2 separate regions of the Homo sapiens genome follow, and region 1 is linked to region 2. A link is a loop called in an ENCODE intact Hi-C map of the cell type or tissue named here. Cell type or tissue: ascending aorta. All regions are shown on one strand. Each heading gives the region's core, and the rest is flanking DNA. Links, peaks and the distances in the headings are about the cores only. Region 1 overlaps SH3RF3 (SH3 domain containing ring finger 3). Region 2 overlaps SH3RF3 (SH3 domain containing ring finger 3).

Region 1 (12,055 bases), core at 1,554-9,553, 130 kb after region 2:
AATGCTCCTTTCACCGCTTGGCTGTGCCCCTGGGCTGTACGTGGCTCTCCATGCAAGGCGCAGCGTTTCCCATGCTGCTGACGGGCTGGAGAAGTGGGCAGACACTTGCCTCCTGACACAAACGTCCCAAACGAAGGCCATGCTGTGAGAGGCCCGGCATGGTCCCAGATCACACTTTCAGAGACCTCAAAACTGAAAGAGGAGGAGAGCAACTTCCAAACCAGGGAGGGGAGACCCTAGCAGGAGACAGCAAGGGTGGCCTGGGGTAGCCAGGGGGAGAGAGAGATAAGAGAGAGAGAGGTGGGACTGCTGGCCTGTGGCGGCTGAGATACCTGGATGTGTGCCTGGAGACAGAGAGATCCGGGAAACAGCCTGCACACAGGCAAGGGGCCAAGGCCCAAAGCCCAGGCCATGTACCTGTGGGTTCTAGGTCACAGATCAGGGAGGCCTGTGGGAGAGTGGGGCTGGGGTCTGTCTGTGAAAGGCTTCAAATACAAGGCCAGCAAAATTTTCACTTTGCAAAATGAGTTTTTAAGTGCAGAAGAGGCAAAACTAAAGCATCATTTCAGGACCGTGCATCTTGCAGCCATGCAGAGGCCGCCGGAAGGAAGACGTGTGAAGCCAGAGCCGTACCTGATATAAAATAAGGTCTGTGCTGAGGGACAGGGGAGAGAACTGAGAGTCCCTGAGCACGGCTGCTTCAGCCTGGAGCTCCAGCTCACAGGGTCCCACCCAGGTCCCCACAGCCACTTAGCTGCTGCTGCTGCCCCTTTGTCCCCAGCAGCAGCCCGGGTGCCAGTGTGGGTGGGCCCCGGGCCACTGCGAGGTCTGCACTATCCCAACAGCACCCAGGGCCCAAGGAGGAGTGACATGAAACAGCACATAGGAAACCCCATGACAGGCTGAGAGGCCGCACTTAGGGGAAAAGCTTTTCTCTTGTCCTGTGAACTCAGGGCCCTGTGTTTTTCTTCTGTGCTCAGCCGGCCCTAAAGGACCTGGTCATGGAGTGGGCATGAGGGGTGAGGAGGGGCAGCAAGAAATAGAGCCTGTGAGCAGGTGAACCAACCGGAGTGCAGGGACACCAGGAGAAAAGAGGCCTCCAGCTTGGCCAGGTAGGGGTGGGGCAGGCTGCTGGGACAAGCTCACTTTAAGAGGCTGTGGCATCTCCAGGTGGAAAAGGTCGGCGGTGCCTAGAAGAGCAAGGCTGGAGGCCGGGAGCCTGGAGGCTCTGCACACAGGGCAGAGTCGGAGGCTTGGACCCGCCGACTGAGCAGGACACAGGGGACTACAAAGGAAATGAAGGTCACAGCCATACCCAGGGACCACACAGGACACAGAAGCCATCAGAGATGGAGGGAAAGAGAGAAAGACAAGGCAGATGACAGAAAACCACAGGCAACCCCACGAAGGAGCCTATGGAAAGGAGGCTGCTAGTGAGTTCTGCGGCAGGGTCTGGGAAGGCCTCTGAGCAAACAGACGCCCACTGAGAACACCTTGCTGAAAGCCCCAACTACAGGTGCAGGATAGGGCCCCTCTGGCGACTCTGCAGATGGGGTGTTCTGGAGTTTCTTATTCTGTTCTCTTGTAAACTAGAAATATTCCATACCAACAAAGTCACCTTAGGAGCATGTGGAGCATGTCCGTAACATTTCCTCCACATCACTAGGGCTTGGAAGGAAAATGCTGGTTTCTTACCCTGGCCACTGGTGACATTTCTCTGTGGGGGGCTGTCCCATGCATCACAGCATGCTCAGCAGCACCCACCCCACCTTAGCTGTGACAACCAAAACTGTCCCCAGACACTGCAAACGTCCCTGGGGACACGTGCTGTACAGCGGGTGCTATAGACTGAAGGTTGTGTACACTTAAGCTTTCTACATCTAAGCCCTAATCCCCAAGACAATTTTGTTATTTCCATTCCATTCCATTCCATTCCATTCCATTCCATTCCATTCCATTCCATTCCATTCCATTCCATTCCATTCCATTCCATTCCATTCCATTCCATTCCATTCCATTCCATTCCATTCCATTCCATTCCATTCCATTCCATTCCATTCCATTCCATTCCATTCCATTCCATTCCATTCCATTCCATTCCATTCCATTCCATTCCATTCCATTCCATTCCATTCCATTCCATTCCATTCCATTCCATTCCATTCCATTCCATTCCATTCCATTCCATTCCATTCCATTCCATTCCATTCCATTCCATTCCATTCCATTCCATTCCATTCCATTCCATTCCATCCCATTCCATTCCATCCATTCCATTCCATTCCATTCCATTCCATTCCATTCCATTCCATTCCATTCCATTCCATTCCATTCCATTCCATTCCATTCCATTCCATTCCATTCCATTCCATTCCATTCCATTCCATTCCATTCCATTCCATTCCATTCCATTCCATTCCATTCCATTCCATTTTACTTTTTGAGATGGAGTCTCACTCTGTCACCCAGGCTGGAGTGCAGTGGCATGATCTCGGCTCACTGCAAGCACCTCCCGTAGCTGGGACTACAGGCACCCGCCACCACGCCTGGCTAATTTTTTGTATTTTTCGTACAGACAGGGTTTCACCGTGTTAGCCAGGATGGTCTCGATCTCCTGACCTTGTGATCCACCCGCCTCAGCCTCCCAAAGTGCTGGGATTACAGGCATGAACCACCATGCCTGGACCCCCAAGACCATTTTTTAAGTGGAACTGTGTAGAAAAACTCAAGACGGTGCTTAAGGCCACCATGTAAATACAGTCACACACCACGTGAAGACCTGCAGTCCATGATGACTGCATATACCATGGGGTCCCATAAGACTGTATTTTTACTGTACCTTTTCTGCATTTAGCTACGCAAACATTTGCCACTATGTCTCAACTGCCTACGGTGTTCAGTATAGTCACATCCTGCACAGGTCTGCAGCCGGGGAACACAGGCTGTGCCACGTAGCCTAGGTATGTCAAAGGCTGTACTTCCTAGGTTTGGTATCAGGAGGTGAGGCCTTTGGGAAGGTGATTAGGTCATGAGGGTGGAACCTTCACGAATGGGATTAGTCCCCTTTTAAGAGACACGAAAAATGTTCTCTGTCTCCACCATGTGAGGAGCAAGACACTGGCTGTCTACAAACCAGGGAGACAGCCCTCACTGGGAATGAGACCTGCTGGAAGCTTGACCTTGAACTTCCCACCTCCAGGACTATGAGAAACAAACATCTCACAGAAATCGATGTCTGCTGTTTAAGCCACACAGTGTGTGGTATTTTGTTATAGCAGCCTGAGAAACTCAGACAGCTATCATCCTCCAATCTGTGCTGGGCAGGGTACCCAAGAGGTAGCCCACTGTGCCCCTCTACCTCTCGCACACACCCCTTGCTCACTGAGTTTTGTTTAAGTTGTCACAAGGATGTTTGAAGTGATCCTGTCTTGCACTGTTGATAATTTATTCCTCAGGGTCATAAATTCCTGTCATTTAGAGATGACACTGCAGCTGTGATCTCACAGGGCTTAGATCACAGGCTGGCTGGCTGGTTTGCTTCGATTTACAACCTATGCAGGCCATGTCTTGAGGGTTCCAGAAGGTCCCTGCTGTGGCCATCCCTGCACTGGGCAGGACTTCTAAGTGTTCTGCTTAGGGTACTGAGAGACTTCAAATGTCACAGCAGGCTCCACACTCCCGAGCACCCCCAACTGACACACTGCATGGGGACTGGGCTTAGCCACAACTCTGCTGGAAACCTGCCGCTTACTTAACTACAGGTCAACTCTGTGAAAAACCTCAACCCCTCTGACCTCCTGGGCCTCACCCAGATGCCAAATAACCAAGGCTGCCCAAGGGGCCAGCTACATACTCTGTGGGATTTGATGCAAAAGGCAAGTGCAGTCTTCTGTGCAAAAAGCAAAAGTAAGGCTTTTTCCTTTCTCCTGGAGTTCCTCCCCAACCCACCATAGCATTTTTTTAATTTGCTATTTCATGCCAGGCTTCCTCAGGCAGGGCCAGTGCAGAGCCTGATAGGGGCCAGGGCCACCCTTCTACTCCAGCAAGGCACACACCCGGCCCTACTGGGCCCTGGCAGGCTTACTGTCCCAACACATCTCACAAAACACAAATGCAAAGGTAAATATCCAAGAATCTCAAAACAGCAACTGCAGAGCATTAAACCCCAAGCACAGGTCCCCCTAAAAGGGCCTCCCACCCCTCCCCGGCCACCTGCATCAAGGGTGGCTGTGGGAATATGGGCATCTGACTCCTGAGTAGCCTTCACAAATAGGGTCTCATTTGCTGGGGTTGGGGAGAGCCTCACCCCCATTTACTGATGAAGAAACAAGATAAGAGAAATTAAGCCACCAGCCCGAGGACAAACAGCTTGCAAGTGGCAGAGGAAAGACTGAAGTCCAAGTGGGTCTGGCCCTTCCCTTCCCTTCTTAACCCCTCCTGTGTCAGGCAGAACAGCAGCCCTCCCAGAATGAGGCCAAGTGCATCCCAGCATCCCTAACGACCAACGAATTACCCTGGCAGCCCCCTGACCTGGTCCCTGAGATTCTGCAGTGAGTTGGCAGGAAGGGCAACAAGACTACCGCCTTCCTGGGCCGCAGGGCTGCAGCAGGAGCTCAGGAGCCATCTGCACAGGTTCAAACCCAACCTCTGCCTCTACTAGCTGTGTTGCCTTGGGCCAGTTCTTCCACCTCTCTGTGCCTCAGTGTACTCATCTGCAGAAAAGGGAAAACAGTGGCACCCACTCACAGGGCTATGGTGAGGGCTAAGGGAAATCAAACTAAGCACCTGTTCCCAGTGCCCAGCACAGGGGCGCACTGTGTAGGGGAAGCCTTCGCACTACTCAGCAAGTAGTGCCAGCCTCTATGATGTGCCGGGGTCCTCAAAGGAAGTCCATCTAGGCCCACCTCTGTCTCTTGGCAGGATCTCCCTGTGAGTTGTGCCCCAAAGAGTCAGCAGTCAGACCGTATGCTATTGGCGCCTGATCTCATTTGGCCACAAGTAGGCCCAGAAGGCCACGGGGCATGTGGTGCAGCTCCCTCCTCCGGGAGGAGGCACACACCAGCTCAGGATTCACAGAGCCAGCCCCTCACTGCAACCAGACCTCAGCCAGCCAGGCCAGGTACAGCCGCAACCACAGCGCAGCAGCACTCGGAGTTTCAAGGCCAACTCCACATCCAGCCACATGATGTAGGGCCACTCTTGCAGGACGACAAACCCACGGACCTCTCAGCACAGGTGCTAAGTAGCTGGTCCCAGACACTCTAGAAACAGACTGGAAGGGAGTCACCTGTGTCCTCCCTTGCAGGGCTGCCCAGGATGGAGGAAGGGCTGTGGAAGCCATGCCACAGCAGGAGGCTGCCCGCCACGGGATTAAATGATAGAAGGACCAGTGGTAGGACCGAGCCAGGCCTGCAAGCCACAGCCCAACGCCAGGCCTTGGGGCCAGGGGAGCTACACCAATCCAGGGCTGCTGGCCTGGAGCAGCCCAGGGGCCCAGGAGAGCAGCGGATGCAGGAGGGTGGGCAGTCTCTGCCGTCCCAAACACCCCGACATGGCCTCAAGGGTGGACAAGGCCTCCAGGCTGCAGCTCTGCCATGGCCAACCAGCCATGTGACCCTGAGTGGGACGTGTGCCTGCCGGCTTCTGTCCCTCGTCCCATTAAAGGAGGCTTAGAGCCAGGTGGTCTGCGTTCCCTCTGGAGCCCTTCGACATCACCTGGATTCCCACTTTGGAAAAACAGGTGTGCGTACAGATTTGCTACTGCAAATGGGAGTTTCTGGTGGTGTCTCCAGAAGGCCCGCAAGGTACCTGGCCCTTCTCGCTGCAGGGCGAGGTGCTCAGTCAGTAATGAGATAATGCAACCCTGAGAGGTGGAAGGGAAATTCGAGAGACCTTCCAAACGCATAGCCAGACTCCATGCCGGGATCAGGCGACACAAATCAGCAGGTATTTAAAAGTAGAGGGGAGATTCTGAGAAGCCCAATTACCCACAGGAAGTCCAAAGGCTATTTTTAAACGCCTTATCAGAAGTCCAGGTCAAATGAGTACCAAAAAAAATAAAAATAGCAAGTGCTCAGAAAAATAAGATGCAAACGCGGAGCTCTCTGGCACACGGTCAGAGGCTGCCTGCGGGGAAAGAGGCATCCTTCCAGAAAACGATGCAAAAATAGCTCCAGCAAGGGAAGCCCATCAAGCATGCGAGGGTTAGGTGCAAATGGGAAACTTAATTAAGCAGGCCTCTAAAGAACGTAGGTTTCCAAAATAAAGCCTACAGCTCTTTATGTGGCAAGGCCAAGAAGGGGTGGGGACACTCGACAGTTGACACTCAGGCATGAGTGGCAGACGCTGGTGTCCGCAGGCCAGGGCCTGCCTGGTCCCAGAGGGCAGGGAAGCTTGGCAGCAGCTCCTCACTTGCCCCTTGTCCTGGCTGTCACCCCTCCTTCCTCCCAGGAACTGCCTGCCACATGACCCTAGCTATGGGACCCTCCTGTTAGCTCCCTGTTCCCATGGACTGCAGTCCTAGTGTAGGCAGTCCTAGTCCTAGTCCTAGTCCTATCACTCTCCTAGCCCCATCTCCAATGAGCTTATTACTTCAGAGAGAACCAAATTGTCCTTTTTTTCCTATTAGTTTTTATCCATCTGCCAGCTACAAATATAGGTGTAAAATGCTCTTCTTTTCAGTCAAAGAACCAGGGTATTAGGATTCCTTTTAAACACCATCTTCCCCTTCCATTTTCATTTCCCCCACTTCTAAAAAGCTGTGTGTTCTCAAAATCCACAAAAAAGGATCCTGGAGTTGGGGTTCCCTCCCCAGCTCCTCTACTTTCTCCCTTCCTTGGATTTTTTTCTTTTTCTTTTTTCTTTTCCAAGTAGCATTTTTAAAAACTGAGTTTGTAGCAAGCTAAGGGTTCTCTATATGGCATGTCAAGCACTGTAAGCTTCTCAATCTTTTCGTCCTGTGAATTTTGGTTGCCCTGACAACCACATTCTGGGCAGAGCTTGAGCATTCAGGATTGGAAGCATCCCCGGCCTGCAGGGCAGTGTTTAGGGTGGAGGGAATGAAGCTCAGCACCTGCCCTGATGAAACCTAAGCTCTGCTGATCACCAAACCCATCTCTTCCTGTATATGCAGAAGATACAAAGTGCCTGTGTGTGCATATGTGCCTGCCCTCCCTACCCAGCCCGCCCGCCGGGCCCTGAAAGTGGGGGTGCTCCTCGCCCTTCAGTGCTGCTGGAGCAAATGCCCCTCCTCCTCAGATGCGCACCACCCACCTGTCAGAGGACTTCTCCATTCTACAGAGCCTCAACACAGCTGCCATCAGCCAGCCGAGAGCGCAGCTGAAGACTGTGGATGGCAGGGGTTGAGGCCCAGCCCACTGGGAAGCAGGGGTGGCAGCAGACACACAGATCAGGGGAACAGGGCACAGCTGGGGACACCGCAGCCCAAGCTTTCGAAAGTCCCCTGCAGGTAAGAAACACAAGACCGGCATCTGTGTTACGAATCCACCTGTGTCATGAGGCTGATGGATGCTAAGTTCCTGAAACGTGGTCTGCACGGGCAGTGCCTGTGCCTGTTTCAGGGATTCCAACCAGTGCTGGGAAGGGCTTGGACACATGTGAGACAGTGACTCCATCAACAGCAACTGCCCATGCATCCAGCGTCTTGGGGAGTTTTTATCAGAATATCCTGACCTGGAGATTTGGCACACTGTGCACACACACAGGCAGAACAGACTGTTCTAAAACTTTCAAAAGTTTATTTTCAGCAGTCAGTCACTCACTCTGGTGCCCCAGAAGGAGCATGGCAGCTGGATTCCAACTGACCTCACTTTTTCCCTGCCAGGAGACCTGGGGCAAGGCTTGCAGCCTGCCAAACCCTGTAAACGGAGATTATCAGAAAACCCATCCCCGGGGCTAGACGAGACTTAAATCAGGTGCTGGGTAGAAAACACCCTTTCTAAGGCACTAAGCACTGCACAAATGTTCTTTTCCCTTTAATTGCCCTCCCTTTAATTGTGAGAAAAATAATGATTTGGGGTCAGAATGTATACTACATACTGATCTTTCTAGACCATCATTAAATGTAGAGGTAGAAACAACTCAAATGTCCATCAACTCATGAATGGAGAAAGAAATGTGGTGCATCCATACAACAGAATACTATGCAGCATTAAAAAAATGAATGGCACATACCACATGGGTGAGCTTCAGAAACATCATGGGGAATGAAAGAAGCCAGATATAAAAAGGCCGCAAACTGTATGATTCCATTCATATGAAAAGCCCAGAATAGGGAGACCCACAGAGTTGCCCAGAGCTGGGGTGACAGTAAGGAGAACAGTTTCTTTAGAAGTGATAAAAATGGTCTATGATTGACTGTGGCGATGGCTACACATTATATGTTGAATATACTAAAACCACTGAATTGTACACTTTGAATGGATGAATTCACGGTATGTGAATTCTGTCTCAATAAAGCCTTAAAAGAAAAAAATGTAAATGCTGGCTAAATGACAGGAACCTATTTCTCTCTCACTCACTCAGCTGATCTTCCCAGGAAGGGCAGACAATTTGCCCTGATTCCAGTTCTCTTAAAATGTGAGACCTCTGGCCTTTCCTCTGGGATTCAAAATCCAACTGCTGTGAGTTAAGAATGTTCCTTCATAATTTTAACTTCTATTTACTCACCTTTGAACCACACTAAGTAATTTCTTGGCACATTGACATCTGTTGATGGATCTGTATTACAACTTTTCCAACTTGCAGGTTTCCAAGTCACAAGAGGTTCATCACAATACCTCTTCTTCTTGCAAAACACCCTTAATTTAACCACAGCTATGATGATAGTAACTGGCATATCACTGGAATGTCATAAATTGAAAATTCATAAAATCAGTGCACAGAAACAGGTGCAGGAGAAATGTATGGTGAATCAAAGCCATCCCAATGACCATTCATATTTGTCAAAGTCTGAACTCGTCTGTCACTGCTGTGACTTCCATGGGTGGCTGCACTGGAAGCCCCAGGGACTGAAATAAGTTTCCAGATTTTAAAATTTAAGTCCTTGAAAAATGCAGTCATCTATAAGAGTCTTCCTCTGCAGTTGGAAGGCCTATTTGCATTACCTTCTGTATATTTACTTCCAGCTTCTCTCTTTATCTCATAGACTATTCCATGCCGTTTCAAGACAGAAATTCCACATGAGGACCACGCTGGCACAGGCATAGAAATTACCAAATCTCTATAAGAAAGGCTTACTCTGATCCAACACAAATGTATACCAGGCTAATACAAATTAAATTTCTAATAATAAAAGTGCATTTCCTCTTAATAATTGGGAAGTTAATGTCTTCTATGAGTAACATATGCTATAAATACTCCACATTTTGAGAATGATGCCTGCTCAAAAGAAGAGGTTTTTAAAAACTCATTTTCTGCTTTTTGTATCCAAGCATCTCAGATCACTTTCCAATAAGCCACGATTTCTCCAAACATCCCATGAGCTGCAGTGCCAGGGACAGGTTCCCTGCTTAGATACAGACAGAATCATAAAGAGGTTCAGTAGCCTGTGGAGTGGACGAGTTAGTGCCATATGTAGAACCGAACCGCTCTCAAAGAACCAATATTGGGTACCGTGAAGAACTCTGAGTCCAAAATTAACCAAAGTTGACTTCTGTCGCTCGGTTTGCAAAGTGAAGGTGCAGGTAGACAAATTCAATGCTTTTCAAATTGTGTTCGCCAAAATGACTGCAGGGGTTGAGGTGGAGGGGGAGGGTTTGTAGGGGCTGGAGTGTGAGGCCCTTTTTGTCAATCCGAGAAGCACCACTTTCAACTGTTTTTGTTAAGCAGAAGGGTCTTCTGTTGAAAATAATAATAGTAAAGGTTTCAAAAATGCTGGTCTCAGTGACCTTAAAGGGTTATTGTTTTTATAACCACAAAGAAGAGGAATCCTCAGTCCCAACCTGGGGACTTTGCCCAACAGGTGACTGTGACTGTGATCCCTGTGACTGCTGGAGCCTGGCTCAGGGCTTCCCCTCGCATCAGCACCTCAAGGAGAAACGCACTGGTCCTCACTGTCACACCACCCAGCTATACTGCCATGGGCAAGTGGCTCCAATTATTGGGACTGCTCTTGCTGCAATTCCACTTTCTTCATGTGAAAGGGTGGGAAATGCCTGCCCCTCAAGTCACATAATGTGGGAGGCAGCGTCAAGCCTGAGCAGACTCTCAGGAGGGGCACCCTACCCCTTTCCCAGGCTGTGAGAATGAGGATGGAAGATGAATCACTCAACAATACAGCCTGGCCGCACCCAAACACATTGATTTATAACTCACCCCACTTTCTTCTAAATAGTATTCACAGTAGGTATGCAAGAGACTAAGCTGACCAGCACCTCCGCTGGTACTGCAAGGCCCCTCCAGGGTCCTCACGGAGCTCCTAATGATTCTCCAGGGCATTGCACACTTACTTTCCATTTGCAACAACTCCCTTTCCTCTTGATGTCAGAAACAACCTTCCCGTCCACTTTTTTAAGCACATGTCCTAGGTGTCACCCATCCCAGTGGCATCACTGCATCCTTCCTCCTACCCGGTTGATAGCACGTTGGGGACCCTCTACTCTCATTGGCAATCTGTCCCTCTGGATCTCTCTCCAATCACTTGATATGCTGTCTACAGCTACTTTCCGAATACAACAGAGGAGGTTAGACTCTTTGTGGCCCAAGAAGCCTGAAATATTTACTCTCTGGCCCTTTACAGAAACAATGTGCTAACTCCTCGCCTGACGCAACTATTAAAATGAATTAGAATTATCTCCCCCATAAAAATATTGGCATCTAGTAGGCAAAGTATCACAATACTCTTCATATTTTCTGATTAGGTAGAGCACAGTGCTTTACATACAGTAAGTGCTTAACCAGATGTTTTCTGAATTGAACACTCCTTAAAAATGATTAATTTGAGCCTGGGTCTATGCAACACCTATGAGTGATCCCATTCTATGGGTGTGAGTCATGTGACTGGGAAAAGAAGGGAGACACCCAACACCTAGCAAATTTTTTTGAAGACCATCAGCAGGTGATTTTAAATGCACATAGACTGTAGAAATGAAACAATAAGAAAGATTTTCACCAAGTCGCTGCAATATAATTAGTTGCAATGGGAGTGTGGTAATTTACCCATCTTCATTAACAATCTGTTCACTCAGGTGTTATACAATTCCACAGGAAACACAATCAACATTTTGGAAGATTACAACCCATCGGAAACAATCTATAAAAATAGGATGTCGACCAGGCGCAGTGGCTCACGCCTATAACCCCAGCACTTTGGGTGGCCGAGGCGGGTGGATCGCCTGAGGTCAGGAATTTGAGACCAGCCTGGCCAACATGGCGAAACCCCATCTCTACTACAAGTACAAAAATTAGCCAGGCGTGGTGGCAGATGCCTGTAATCCCAGCTACTCAGGAGGTTGAGGCAGAAGAATCACTTGAACCCGCGAGGCGGAGGTTGCAGTGGGCCAAGATCACGCCACTGCACTCCAGCCTGGGCAATAAGAGTGAGACTCCGTCTCAAAAAAAAAAAAATAGGATGTCAAGGTGATTGTAATAGAGGGAAAGATTCTTATCACAGTGTTTGTTAATATTCACCTACACAGAATCATCCCATATGATCACGGGAAAAGTTTAAAGCAACGACAATTACAACATCAAAGAGCACTTGGAAGTTTCCTCTCCTTTTTAGTTCTGTAGACTTCTTCCATGATAAACCACGAGCAGATCTGTTAGAGAAACACCAGGGGAACATTCCACACAGAGTTTGCATCCAACCTCATGGAGGCATCCATTAGGCAATCAAGTGCAGAAAGTATGATCGCTCCAACCTTATGCCAACCACTGGATGTGCTTAAACCATGATCTCTGGCCACTGTCGGCTTGAGAACTCTGACCAGTGTTGAGAAGTGGGTCTCACTGTTGGGGAACTTGTAAAAGATCTGCTTGAAGCTCCAGACAGTGCAGATAATGATGCAAACCTAAAAGCTATTTTTAATGGGCT
Region 2 (12,055 bases), core at 2,769-10,768:
TGCTGGGGACTTCCACTGCACACACTGTGCAAGGTGCCAGACACAGATGAGTGACTTGCAGACCCTTACCAGAGGAATTGGTCCCTTAAGAGGGATCCTGCTTATTGATGAAACCCAGGGGGAGAAGACACACACCTCTTTAGGAGTGTGTGGGGAATGATGGTGTCCAGTTGTGTATCTGTGTATGTATTTGAATTATCTTTATCCACCCATCTCTCCATTTATTTGTTTATTCATCCATCCGTCATGTATCCATCCATCATTCATCCATCCATCCATCACTCCTCAATCTATCATCCCTCCCTTCCGTCTCTCCCTCCATCCATCCACCACACACCCATTGACCCACCATGCATCCATCCATCCACCCATGCAAACAGTGACTATCTTGTCTGTGCCAGGCCTGTGTGAGGTACTAGACATCTAACAATACAAGGGGGGACACCCCCTGCCCCCCATTCTTACAAAGTTCGTAAGGAAGATGGAATGTTTATTTAGAGTCATAATGTATCGAATATACATGACTAAGGAATAATCAACAGGATGAAAGTCTTGGATAATTCTGAGATATGCCAAGACAAGAAAAAAAAAAGAAGGAAGAGACGGAGAGAGATAGGCACAAGAGAAGAATTTTGCCCCTTTTCTTTAGTTTCGCAATAACATCTGAAATGCACACCAAAATTGAGGAAAAGGCAACATTCTTCTTTCTGCAACCCACAGAGTTGGGGAGACTTACCACACATTCCAGTGGGACAGACACTGGGCAGAAGACATTCCTTCCAGCATGTTCCCTCTAAGTATCTCACAGCTGCCCCAGAGTGGGAGCAAAGGAAATGCATGCCCGTGCTACATATATTTCATTACATGTTTTAAACTTTTAAACCATTTACTCCACTTAGATGAAATTCAATGTTTTGTAAGGGCCAGGGATGTTGACTTTTTCTGGTCAACATTCTCTCAATGCTAGTCAAACTGTCACCATGACTAGGGGTCCAAGAACCCATTGAAGAAAGTTGCAGTTTATCTGCACCTAAAGTTAAGAGGTTCTGCAGAGAGACTTTTGGAAACCATTCACATTCATATAACTTTTATTTCTCTCTTGTGCAGTTCCAAACCTTACAAAACTGGCTGAAGCTGGGTTGAAGGTGGGCTGAAAGTGAGGCTGGGCCTATGTAAGAAAAGGCATCTCCAGCCTCCTTTGTGTCACACTCCTGCAATTCATTTCACCTTCCTCCTGCTTTCTTACTTCTTGGCTCTAAATCAAGCTGAGCACTGCCCTCTTGCAGCCTCTAGAAATGTGCAAATCTCTCTGCTAAAGTGTCCTCCCTTGAGGGAGGCCTGTCAGCTCCAGACTTATCATCAGCCTTCCACCTCTGAAACTTGCTGCAGGAAGGCTGCACCCCAGTGCAGGGAAGGGAGAATGGGGGGATGTGTTCAGTTGTTCTCCAGCCAGCACAGAGGGAAAGACACCGCTCCAGCCATGGCCTCTGGAACCATTTGAAGCCACTGATTTACATCTCATTGAAAAAGTCTTGGTGAATAACCCCACCTGCAGGTCCACTTGATTCTTTGGGGCTTGACTTTTTCCTCATGCGGATTTGCTCTCAATGCAAAAGTCTTTTCCTCTCATGAGTTGTGTTTTTTTCCACATCTCCAGGATGTTTCTCAGATGGAGAGATTTAGAAGCAATCAACCAGGCTTCATGGGGTCTGGTCAGAGACTGGACCTGGTAATTGGGAAAACCAGGAGAAGGCTGAGCACAGAGGGAACACCAAACAAATGCGCAGAGAAACCACACGAGAGAAACCAATGTAGGAGAGAGGGGAACATTTGGAGATGAAAGAGTAAGAAAAGGAAGAGATAAATATTCCCAGAAGAAATGTGAGAGGATTCCAGGCCACTGGACTAAGATGACTGCCTCTGTGGACACATGGCCAATTCCTCAAGAAGACCACAGAGCAGCCACCAGGACGTGGGAGGAAGGACGTGGCCAAGCTTGTCATGACCACCCCGTTAACAACCCCAGGGAAGCCTCAGCTCTCAGCCCTGCTCAGAGCATGGAGAAGGCAACTGGGAGTCCAGGGATATATTTGACACTCAGACATTCCACCTCTGGATAACACTGTGTTCAGGTGAAATATTTTCATGTTCCTGCCACCAAAGTGGTCATGAACCACTGTGGTTCACACACACAAATGTGGGGGAGAGGAAGACCATACTGACAGATCACAGGACACAGTGATGACCAGGAGCATACAATGGTGAATGGCATCATCCCACGCTGTTTCTGGAATTCCCTTCCTATATCAGTACCATGACCTAGGCATCCTGGATAACCTGGAACGCTAGATTAGAAAGTACAAAGATGATTCTGAATGCACTGTCGAAATCAGAGGCTCACAGCCCCACCTAGAAAGTGTTCTTAGAAAAACAAACATGTGTAAACAAATGAATCTAGCCAAGTCCTCAGATGTAACTACCAGTTTACAGGAAATACAGGGAATGGAGGAGCAGGGGAGACAGCACCATGAGGATGCAGCCCACATAGTCAAGGGTGGGGCAGCTCTCCAGGGAAAGGGACTATGTTCTTCAACAGATTAATGGCATGAAGGAAATAGGTGGAAAAGAGTAGGAACTTCCAGAAATAGAAAGAAGTAAGAGAGATGGAATCCTATGCCATGAGTGGACCTTATTTGAATCCAGGTTTGAACAAAACAAGCATAAAAAGACATTTTAGAGACTATGAGGGAAATCCACACATGGACTAATATCAGGCAACTACTGTTAATTCTGACAGTGTGACAATGGTTTGGCTGTTTTTTGTTTTAAGACTTCATCTGTTGGTAATACATACTGAAATATTGAAGGATAAAATAATATGATGCCTGGGATTTTCTTTAAAGGATTCCCCAAAAAACAAAAAAAGTGGAGGGACATATGGAATAAGCTTGGCACCATGTTGACAGCTGCTGATGCTGGATATCGCCTGACACAGGGTCATTGTCCTAGACCCTCCATGATTGTGTATGTTTGAAGGTATCCATAATAACAAGAAAAAGAAATGAATTGCTAAACTGACACAAAAGAAAATTTATGCAAAGGGCAAACATGAAAACAGGAACACTGGGAAGTGGTATGTATATGTAAAAGTCAACTGCTTTTCTATCTACCATGCACAAGTAGCTAAAATATATAATTAAAAATACTTTATATTTTTGTTGCTATTTTAAGTGGTACTAGGTAGAAATTTAACCAAACATGTACATTTCCTTTATGGAGGATATTATGCAATTTTACTAAAAGATATTAAAGATGGCCTAAATAAATTGCAAGAAATATGATGTTCTTGAGTAAGAGGACTCAGAAAAGCTGTAATTTTCTCCCAACTTGATGTATAGTTCAAATGCATTTCCAATTTAAATCTCGACGGGATTTTCAAGTACTTGACAAAGTACTTGACAAATTGATTTAAAATGTATGTGGAAGAGTGAAAGTCCTTGCCCTGCTAAAATATCAAAGCTTTAAATAAGTTACAGTAATTACAAAAGAATAGTTTAATCAACAATAGACAAATAGACCGATGGAACTGAAGGGAGGGTCCAGACACAAACATGTGCAGATGATGTGATTTACCAGCGGCAGGGAAAGGCTGGGCTGTTTAATCAATGGTGTTGGCAAGTTAGGTTATCTAGATGGAAAAAGAAATTGTCCTCCACCTCATCCTATATACAATATTATTTCTAGCTGAATTAACATCTTAAATGTGAAAAGCAAAACTATAAAACTTTTAAAAGTTAATAAAAAGCTCCAGGGTAGGAAATGATTTTTAAATAAGACACAAAACACTGACCATAAATGTTCAGTGGAACAACATTTAAATGTTTTTAAAAACCTTCCATTTATCAAAAGACATTAAATACGAAGGAAAAAGACAATCCATAAACAGAAGATATTAACAACACATTGCAGAAACAAGGTATTAGCATCCAAAATATGTCAATAACCCAGCAGTTGAACTGGAACCGAATGGTAGAGCCAGCGTGCTCAGGTGTGAGCCCCTGCTCTCCCCTCACCTGCTGGGGAACACTGGGCCAGTGGCTGTGCGCACCTACGGATACTCTCCCATGAGACAGGCGTCCCCCTAAGAAAACCTACTTTATTGGGAAGGACTGAAACAGTTACTGTATCCAGAACCACTTAGAACAGTGGCAGTAAACACCAGGTAAGAACTACCCATCTATCTTCAAGAACAGATAGATCTTTCAAGAAAAAGATAAGTTAACTTAAACAGGCATTGTAGAAAAGGCTATGAACACAAATGGTCCCCAAAGACCTGAAAAGTGACTCAACAGCATTGGTAATCCAAGAACTGCAAATTAAACCACAATGAGATGCCATTTCACACCCACCAGATTGGCAAAAATTTAAAAGTCTGGCAACAGCAAGTGTCGGCAAGGGCGCAGAAGGAAACGTCTCTCACCACTGCTGGTAGGAGTGCAAAGTGCTGCCTGATCGCCAAGCCATCCTGTTCCAAAGAACATAGTATTCTCCAGGGTAAGGATGTACTTCTACATGAACATTAAAAAAAAAGAACAACAACAACTGAAATACCCATTAACTGTGAAGTAGATAGTCTATGATATACTCAGATCCATGAAAAACTGTACACTACATAAAAAAACAAATGAGCGACATCTATGTACATCAACACAGCTGATTCCTTGTTGGGTGGAAGAAGCAAGTTACAGAAAAACACCTTCTGAGGCTAAATCTGTAATATTCAGCACCAAGAACAGATAGATAAAATCAAATAAACAATGTAGACCCACATACGTGTGTGTCCTTAAATGTTTTACCATGGTGGAGAAAATGTGGCATACGCCCAGGATACCCCTGGAGGGCCTCTAGGTCTCCACATTTCTTAGGCTGATGGTAGATATACTAATGTTTGTTGTTGTTCTTCTTTAAACATGACATATACGTTACGGTTCACAGTGAAAATATCATTAAAAATAAAGCAGAAAGACTATTCATTTCTAATGGAAACACTATGCATACTTTCAACCCTCTCTGAACTTTTTCCCAGGAGTGATTTGGAACAAAGGGAGGTGTGGTCCCTGCTCGGGCCAGCATCTTTGCCCTGCAGTAATAAGGAGGGTGCAGCAGGCACCTGAACCCCTACACACTACTCCAGGCTGGTAGAGTCTGCAGGACATTCCAAGGAACATGTAGTGATGCCTGGCTTGGAAACCAGGAGATGAGTGGGCATATAGAAAAGAACCTTCTAGCGATCAGTGCTGAGAATGGAACAGGCTGCTTTGGGAAGTGGTGAGTGAGTTCTGTAACTGTTTTGGATTAAAGCAGACTCAGAGCAGCCATATTAAGGGATGTTGTAAAGGGGCTGTGTCACTGGGGGAAGCGGGGAACCAAGAAAGGAAATGATATGCTGTACATGGTGGCACATGCCTGTAGTCCCATCTACTCAGGAGGCTGAAGTGGGAGGACTGCTAGAGCCCAGGGTTTGAGATTACAGTGAGCCATGATCACACCACTGTACTCCAGCCTGAGTGACAGAGCAAGACCTGGTCTCCAAAAAAAAAAAAAAAAAAAAAAAAAAAGAAAGAAAGAAAGAAAGAAATTAAATGGCAGTCCCTGAAATCCAATGACTCCTGGGATTCTACGATTTCTTGGCTTACTCTGTGTAAACCGACTCACTTTGACTCCAGCCATGCCAGCTGGAGGGATGAAGTGAGACACTGATCTTCACAGAAAATTAAAGACCAGTGAGTTGTTTCCGAGCACTGCAGAGGAAATGTGGCCAAGGGACCCCTCCCTGACCTCTTGGGCCTTGTCAGAGCCATGGCATCCTCCCTTCTAGCCTCTAGGAAAAACAAGACACAAAAACCACACACATTTTAAAAACATCTCTTACGCAAGCCAAAGGCCTCTCCCAGAACAAACTTTTCCTTGCCAAAACTGTGTGATTGTATTTGTCTATACTAGTCATTACTGTATAGGAATGGCAAGAGGAGAGGGTTTGGGGAAGCGACAGCTCCACCGTTCCTTCCAGGAGACAGTGTGCCAGCGTGCGTGCTTGCACACACCTCAAGGAGAGGGACGGAGAGTACTGTCCTTGGAGTTACAGGCAGATTCATAGTTGGTCTCTATCCCCGTCTGGACATTCATGCTCTCCTTCAAGTCATTTGGCGCTTATGCAGCAATTCTAATTTCATCTACTTTACTACCAGCAGGGATCCACAGCTTTGGGATCCAGGAGAAAGGAGTTCCAGGAGAAAGGATCAACTTCGCCTTCTTCAAATACTGTCTTCAAAGGGCTTATTAGCACTTTGCAAATATTAGTCAACAGATCATCAACCTGGTTTTCCTTCTATTAAGATGACAGTTGTAACTTTCATTATTATTTTAAAATCTAAAAGATTAATCAAAACTACTTCACATCCACTAGGATGGCTAAAATCACAAAGACTGGCAATAATGAATGTTGACAAAGATGTGGAGAAACTGGAATGTCATACATTGCCGGTGGGAATGGAAAATGGTGCAGCCACTTGGAACAACTGCCTGGCAGCCCCTCAGAAGGTTAAAGAGAGTTACCATGCGACCCAGTACCCCTACTCCTAGAGCAGTGGAAACCTGTCCACAAAAAACTTGTACATCAATAGTCACAGGGCACTACCTGTGATGGTGAAAAAGTGAGAACATCCCAGATGTCCATCCACTGATTAATGGTATAAGCAAAATGTGGTCTAGCCACACAATGGATTATTATTCAGCCATAAAAACATGAAGTAGTGAAACATGCTACAACCAAGACGAACCTTGAAAATATTATGCTAAGTGAAAGAAGTAAGACACAAAAGGCCACATATTATCTGCTTCCATTCATAGAAATGTCCAGAAAGAAAGATCCACAGGGACAGAAATTACATTAGTGTTTTCCAGGGGCTGGGGGAAGGGGAACAGAGAGTGACTACTGATAGGTATGGCATTTCTTTTTACAGTGATGGAAAGTTTCTGAAATTAGACAGTGATGGTGGTTGCACAGCTCTGTCACTATACTACAAATTACTTTTAAAAAGATAAAAACATAAGAAAAGCTAAAAGATTAGCACTCTGAAATATTTGGAGACCTAAAATAACAAAAATAATTAACATCTATAAAACATGTTGACAGCTTAGAGAAGCATCCTCATGCCCACTCTTACAGGAGGGTGGAAGAGCAGGCCACCTTCACCTTATCTCCTCGAGGCACAGGCTCAGGGAGCTTGGCGGACACACAGCTCAACCTCACCAAAACCCCATGCACATCAGGAGTCTCCAGCCCCAGTGCAGATGCACATTCAGCTGAGTTCAAGCTTCGCTGGGGGCTCAGACTTATGCCCCATCTACCACTACCTACAATATTCTTCCTGGAGAGGGACAGCATGCTACCAATCACTAACAGAGAATGCACTTGGGTTGGTTGTTTTTCTAAATCTCACTGAATATTCTTTGGGATAGTATGTGCATATGTGTGTTTGTGATTCTTCATTTACACAAATGCCCATTGTGGTGAATATGTGGATCCTATAGCTGGAGTCATACAGGTATCTTCTTCAGTTTGTCTTCCTCTGTGTCACCTGCTTCATAGACACTTGCCCCTGTGCCAGTCAGTGCCTGCTATACACCCAATGACTCCCAGCCCAAGACCTGATGAGCCAGAGGGTCCTGATGGCCCCCGGCCCTCCTTCCCACTCTAGAAATACACACCTCCCCTTCCCACCCATTGCATTGTCTCTGGAAGCCGAGGCCTCTCTCTGGAGCATATGCTGGGAGCCCGGGCACAGTGGCAAAAGCAGAAGCCCCACAAAGTCTGCAAGCTCCCTCCTGTCTCTGATAAAACATTTCAACGAGACCACCTAGGGGTATAAGAAAATCCCTCTGCAACACAGCTCAGCAGCCTTGCCCACAGTCAGATTTGGCCTCTTTATATTGCCTGCCCACTCTCACTAAATTCCAATCTAGCCAGGGAAAAGCCACCTCTTGGCCTCATCTTAACATTACAAGGTTTGTGCATGGAACTTTAATTGATAGCAATAAAGCTGTCTGCCCATATCCTGATGTGGGGAGATTTGCAGGCACCAGAAGCCTGATTTCTGAGTTGGAGAAGGGTTCTTATTTGAATCCTTATTTGCTGGAAAAGCAAAATATGAGCTGATCATCTACCTCTTAATGAATTAGAAATCACTTATGTGGGTGCCCTGTGTGCTCAGCTAATGAGTCCTTTTTAAAAGGTTATTTCTGCTGGAGACCAGCCTTTGACATTTGACTGGCGACTACTGCAGATTTATTCATTCAGCAAATTTATTCTTGCAGTAACTCTCAAAATCAGTGCACACTATTACACAGCACAGGCCCTATTTGTGAAATTATTTATAGGCTTATTTAGAAATTTCAGCTTCCTTAAGATGGACAATTTTATTGGCTGATTTAAGCTCAACTCTCAGGCAAAGACAACTCACCCGCCTCCTAGTTCAGGCTCCTGGATTCCTGCCACCCCAACTGCCTAGTCTGCCTGTGGGAACATTTCGGCACATGTTGAAATGTTCTGCCTCTGCCGGCCCTGGCTGCCCTCAGACTCCATGGGTTTACAGAGCAGGATCTGGATTTATGACTTCAACAGGAAATGCAAAATACACAAAGTTCCAGCAAGAAGGGAGAAGGAGTGGTGATTATTCGGGGGATTCCAGAATGCTTGAAGGGGCGCTGAGTCTCCTGTGTATCCGTGTCTTGTCTCTCTCTTCCTCCCCCTTACTCCTTACCCTTCTTTTTCCCTTTCCTCATTCTTTCCCTCTCCCCGCTTCTCTCCCTTACCCTTTCTCGCTCCTTGCTGTGCCTTCCAGTTGCCAAGGTGACTTATTTTAAAAAGAGCCATCCACTTCTTGAAATGTGGTATTTGCTTTCATACTGAATAACGAGGACCAATCATCTTCAGAGCTCTGATCCTCCAGAAAAGGGCCCCATCTCCCCTTCAGAGAAGTCCTGAAGTCCTGACCACACTGGGACTTGAAGTAAGCAGTGGGAATCCACTGGAATTTGGCAGAACCTTGGGATTGTCATGGCCAGCCTCTGATGTCAAAATGTGACCAATCCCTCGCGAACACATCTCTCTAGCAGAATAACAGTAGTTGGAAGTAGATCTTCCCTCCAAAAATCTGTCTATACTTGAGTTGCACGGCAGGGGGCCAGGGTTGACACTTATTACAAATTTATTCATTTTTGCCAGATCCCTTCTGCCACAAGAGGGTTTTATCTAGACAAGGTTCCTAAATTGGCTTTGCAAAATGTAATCCTCTATTGATTGTCTCATCTCCTGTAATCCATCCAGTTATTGGAGAATGTTTGTTAAATTTCTATTTTAATAAAAACATCAACCACAACATTTATCTTCCTTTGTTAAATGGAAACAAAGCATAATCTAATTTTAAAAATACTATAAGCTGATAATCAAAATTCAACAACTGTATGCCCTGAACTCAACTAATTTCCACTTCAAATGCTCCTAATCCACATAGGCTTTGGCAATGAATGATGACGTTCTGGTATGGAAGAGGCAATCTGCATGCCACATTTGCTCTACCAATTTACTAAATTAAGTGGCAAGACAATAAAGGAATGGCGTTTTAATGAGAACAGCCTAATTAAAAGTGAATCCGAGGATATAAGGTTTGAGTTCTATTACTGACTGCATACCTCAAAGAATGTGAAGAGCTGCAAAGAAGCGTTTGAGAGGTGCATCCATGCACATGGCGTCTTGTGTGTCCGTGAGTCTTTCTTCCATGAATACTACTTATCACTAATCATTATCAGTAGTAATCATTACTTACATGTCTATAAGTTATCAGTAAGAGCAGCCATTTTTGAGCTCCCATGGAACAATCTATGTAGGTATGTAGATGCCTTACATACAATCTAATCCATATCCTAAAACCCTGCAAGATGGCAATATTACCATCACTTTACAGATGAAGTGTTTGTGGTTCAGAAGGTTAACCCAGGTGATGAGTATCGTAGGGCAGGGATTTGAATCTTGGTCTGGTGCCCGAATCCATGGCCATTCCATCTGACCACTCTGCCTGTCCATGTACAGCAAGCAAAGCAATGTGCCTCGAGTTTTATTTTCTCCCAGCAGAAAGTTCATCTGCCTGACGTTGTTTACTTGTCTGTTCATCTGCGGGGCTGATATCTTTACAGAAGAGGAATGCCAGTAATTTTACAAGAACAACAGTTGTGCATATTGGGTGTTATAGAGCTGGAATCCAGCACTGATTTTGGTGACCTAGTAAGCAGAGGGTTTAGACATTCTGATTAGGTGGGGAGAGGCCTAAACTTCTCCCAGATAACAAACATGTATCCAGCAGGTAGGACAGCCTCCCTTTGAGCATGAAAGGGTATAACTGGCCTTGGTTAAGAAGACGTGAGGAGGAAGTTGTGGCTCACTGCCGAGGATGGGCGCCTGCGGTGGTTCCAGCAGGAAGGATGGTTTTGCACTCACTGTGGTGAGATCAAACGTTGTACCTGCTGCTCAGGTGGGCTTGGGAAAGGGTGAGGGCCTGTACCTCCCTCTCTAGTCCAGGTGGCCACTGGCTGCTGTGCAGAGAACAGGAAGGAAACCTCTGCTCTCATTCCCACCGCCCTCCTCTGCCCGGAAAGCAGCCCTCAAAAATGGAATTAGAGTCAATGAGCCGAGCAGAGGCAAGCCGAGGGCTGTGACGGCCATGAGAACTGGGGTGAGAGAAGAGTTGTGTTGCTTCTACAGGCTTTACAGGAGCACTAGTAGGACTTGGTTCCAGGCCTAAGGAAGGGACCATAAGAGGCCACCCCCAGCTTCGAGGAAGTAGCTCCGTGAAGACCTAGAATGGAAACAGCTCCAGCTGGGAACCTCCAGAATAGCACCCCCCACTCTCCATCACCCACTCTGACTTCTCTTACTTCTCACAGCAGCTCGTTCACCTTGCCCCTGCAAGGAGGGACCCCAGATGTAACCACCGGGGGATTTCTAGGTCCCAAATGCAGGGCAAATGGGCTGATACTCCTACTGGCTCTCTTTCCTCTAAGGGGACAGAGGTGCCTTTGTTTGGCTGGAAAAAGCTCCAGATTGGACTGGGCAGTGAAGGGAAACAGCCACACACGGCCTGGACAGGCTGGGGGCAGGCAGGCTGCACCTGCCCACACCATTTGGCTCCGGCACGGCACTCTTCAAGATCGCACACTTTAAAAAGAGAGGAGGAGATGATAAGGGGAATGTTTAAAAACAACAGGGATGATAAGAGAAGATGGGGGAGTGTGGGGCTTTCTGTTCTGGAACGAGCCCCACTGGGCTTGTTTTCAGCCCTGTGAGCCCCCTCTCACTCAGAATACACATCTGTACTAACATGTGTTTCTCTTGACCACCGTCACTACCCCAGCAGAAGTGCAAGAGTAAGAAAACGAATCACTTGTAAATCCAAGCTTTCAGCCCAGCAGGCTGAAAAGGATGCCTGGGTGATCCCCGGGACCCCACTGAGCCCACAGGCAGACACAGCTCAGGACATTGTCTCTTTGCAGTCAACTAACCTGCACTGGCTTAGGAAGAGGGGAAATAAATGTAGAGTTCATATCACGATGCCAGGAACCAACTCTTTCTCAACTCCAAAAAATGCAGCAAGCTTAACACTTGGTCCTGCAAAACGATGCCACTGTCACTATCTGGCATATACAGGGCGACAGCCAAGAACAGGGTACTGGAGAGTTACTAAGCCATGCCCCCATCTAGGCAGAGATGGGAGTGCCTCTTCTGCAGACACCTACAAGCAGCTGCTGTCCCTAAAGTGAGCTGTTCCAGGCAGGATACAAACACCAGGATCGATGGAGAGCCACTCCTTTCCCATCTGTAATCCCAGTTAGCAGAGGGCTTTGATCTGTTCTGGGACAGACACTTGAAATACAAATGTTCTCAGGGAAGTTATGAAGTACAGTTTCATTACATATTGAATTCACTTGGCTCACCTACCAG

The links. Hi-C counts contacts between places; a loop is a spot of excess contacts. Peaks named below come from ENCODE experiments on the same cell type or tissue, not always from the same donor. Only the 100,000 strongest peaks of a DNase experiment are listed, where the experiment ranks them.
Region 1: it touches region 2 in a loop (2.2-fold over the local background); 3 of 110 quality-filtered maps call a loop at or near these places.

The regions. Positions count from the first base shown.
Region 1 is chr2:109,189,709-109,201,763 of GRCh38, reverse strand. The region is part of intron 1 of SH3RF3 (SH3 domain containing ring finger 3); the gene reads right to left. It also overlaps a transcript of RANBP2 not described here. Among named protein-coding and RNA genes, the nearest start is that of MIR4265, 54 kb to the right of the region's middle. In ascending aorta, for the core only: no CTCF peak of the experiment used is centred there; a DNase peak (open chromatin) is centred at 6,133; H3K4me3 peaks cover 1,070 bases; H3K27ac peaks cover 5,063 bases.
Region 2 is chr2:109,318,895-109,330,949 of GRCh38, reverse strand. All of the region lies in intron 1 of SH3RF3 (SH3 domain containing ring finger 3), which reads right to left. It also overlaps a transcript of RANBP2 not described here. Among named protein-coding and RNA genes, the nearest start is that of MIR4266, 11 kb to the right of the region's middle. In ascending aorta, for the core only: no CTCF peak of the experiment used is centred there; DNase peaks (open chromatin) are centred at 5,819, 8,579 and 9,128; H3K4me3 peaks cover 531 bases; H3K27ac peaks cover 6,562 bases.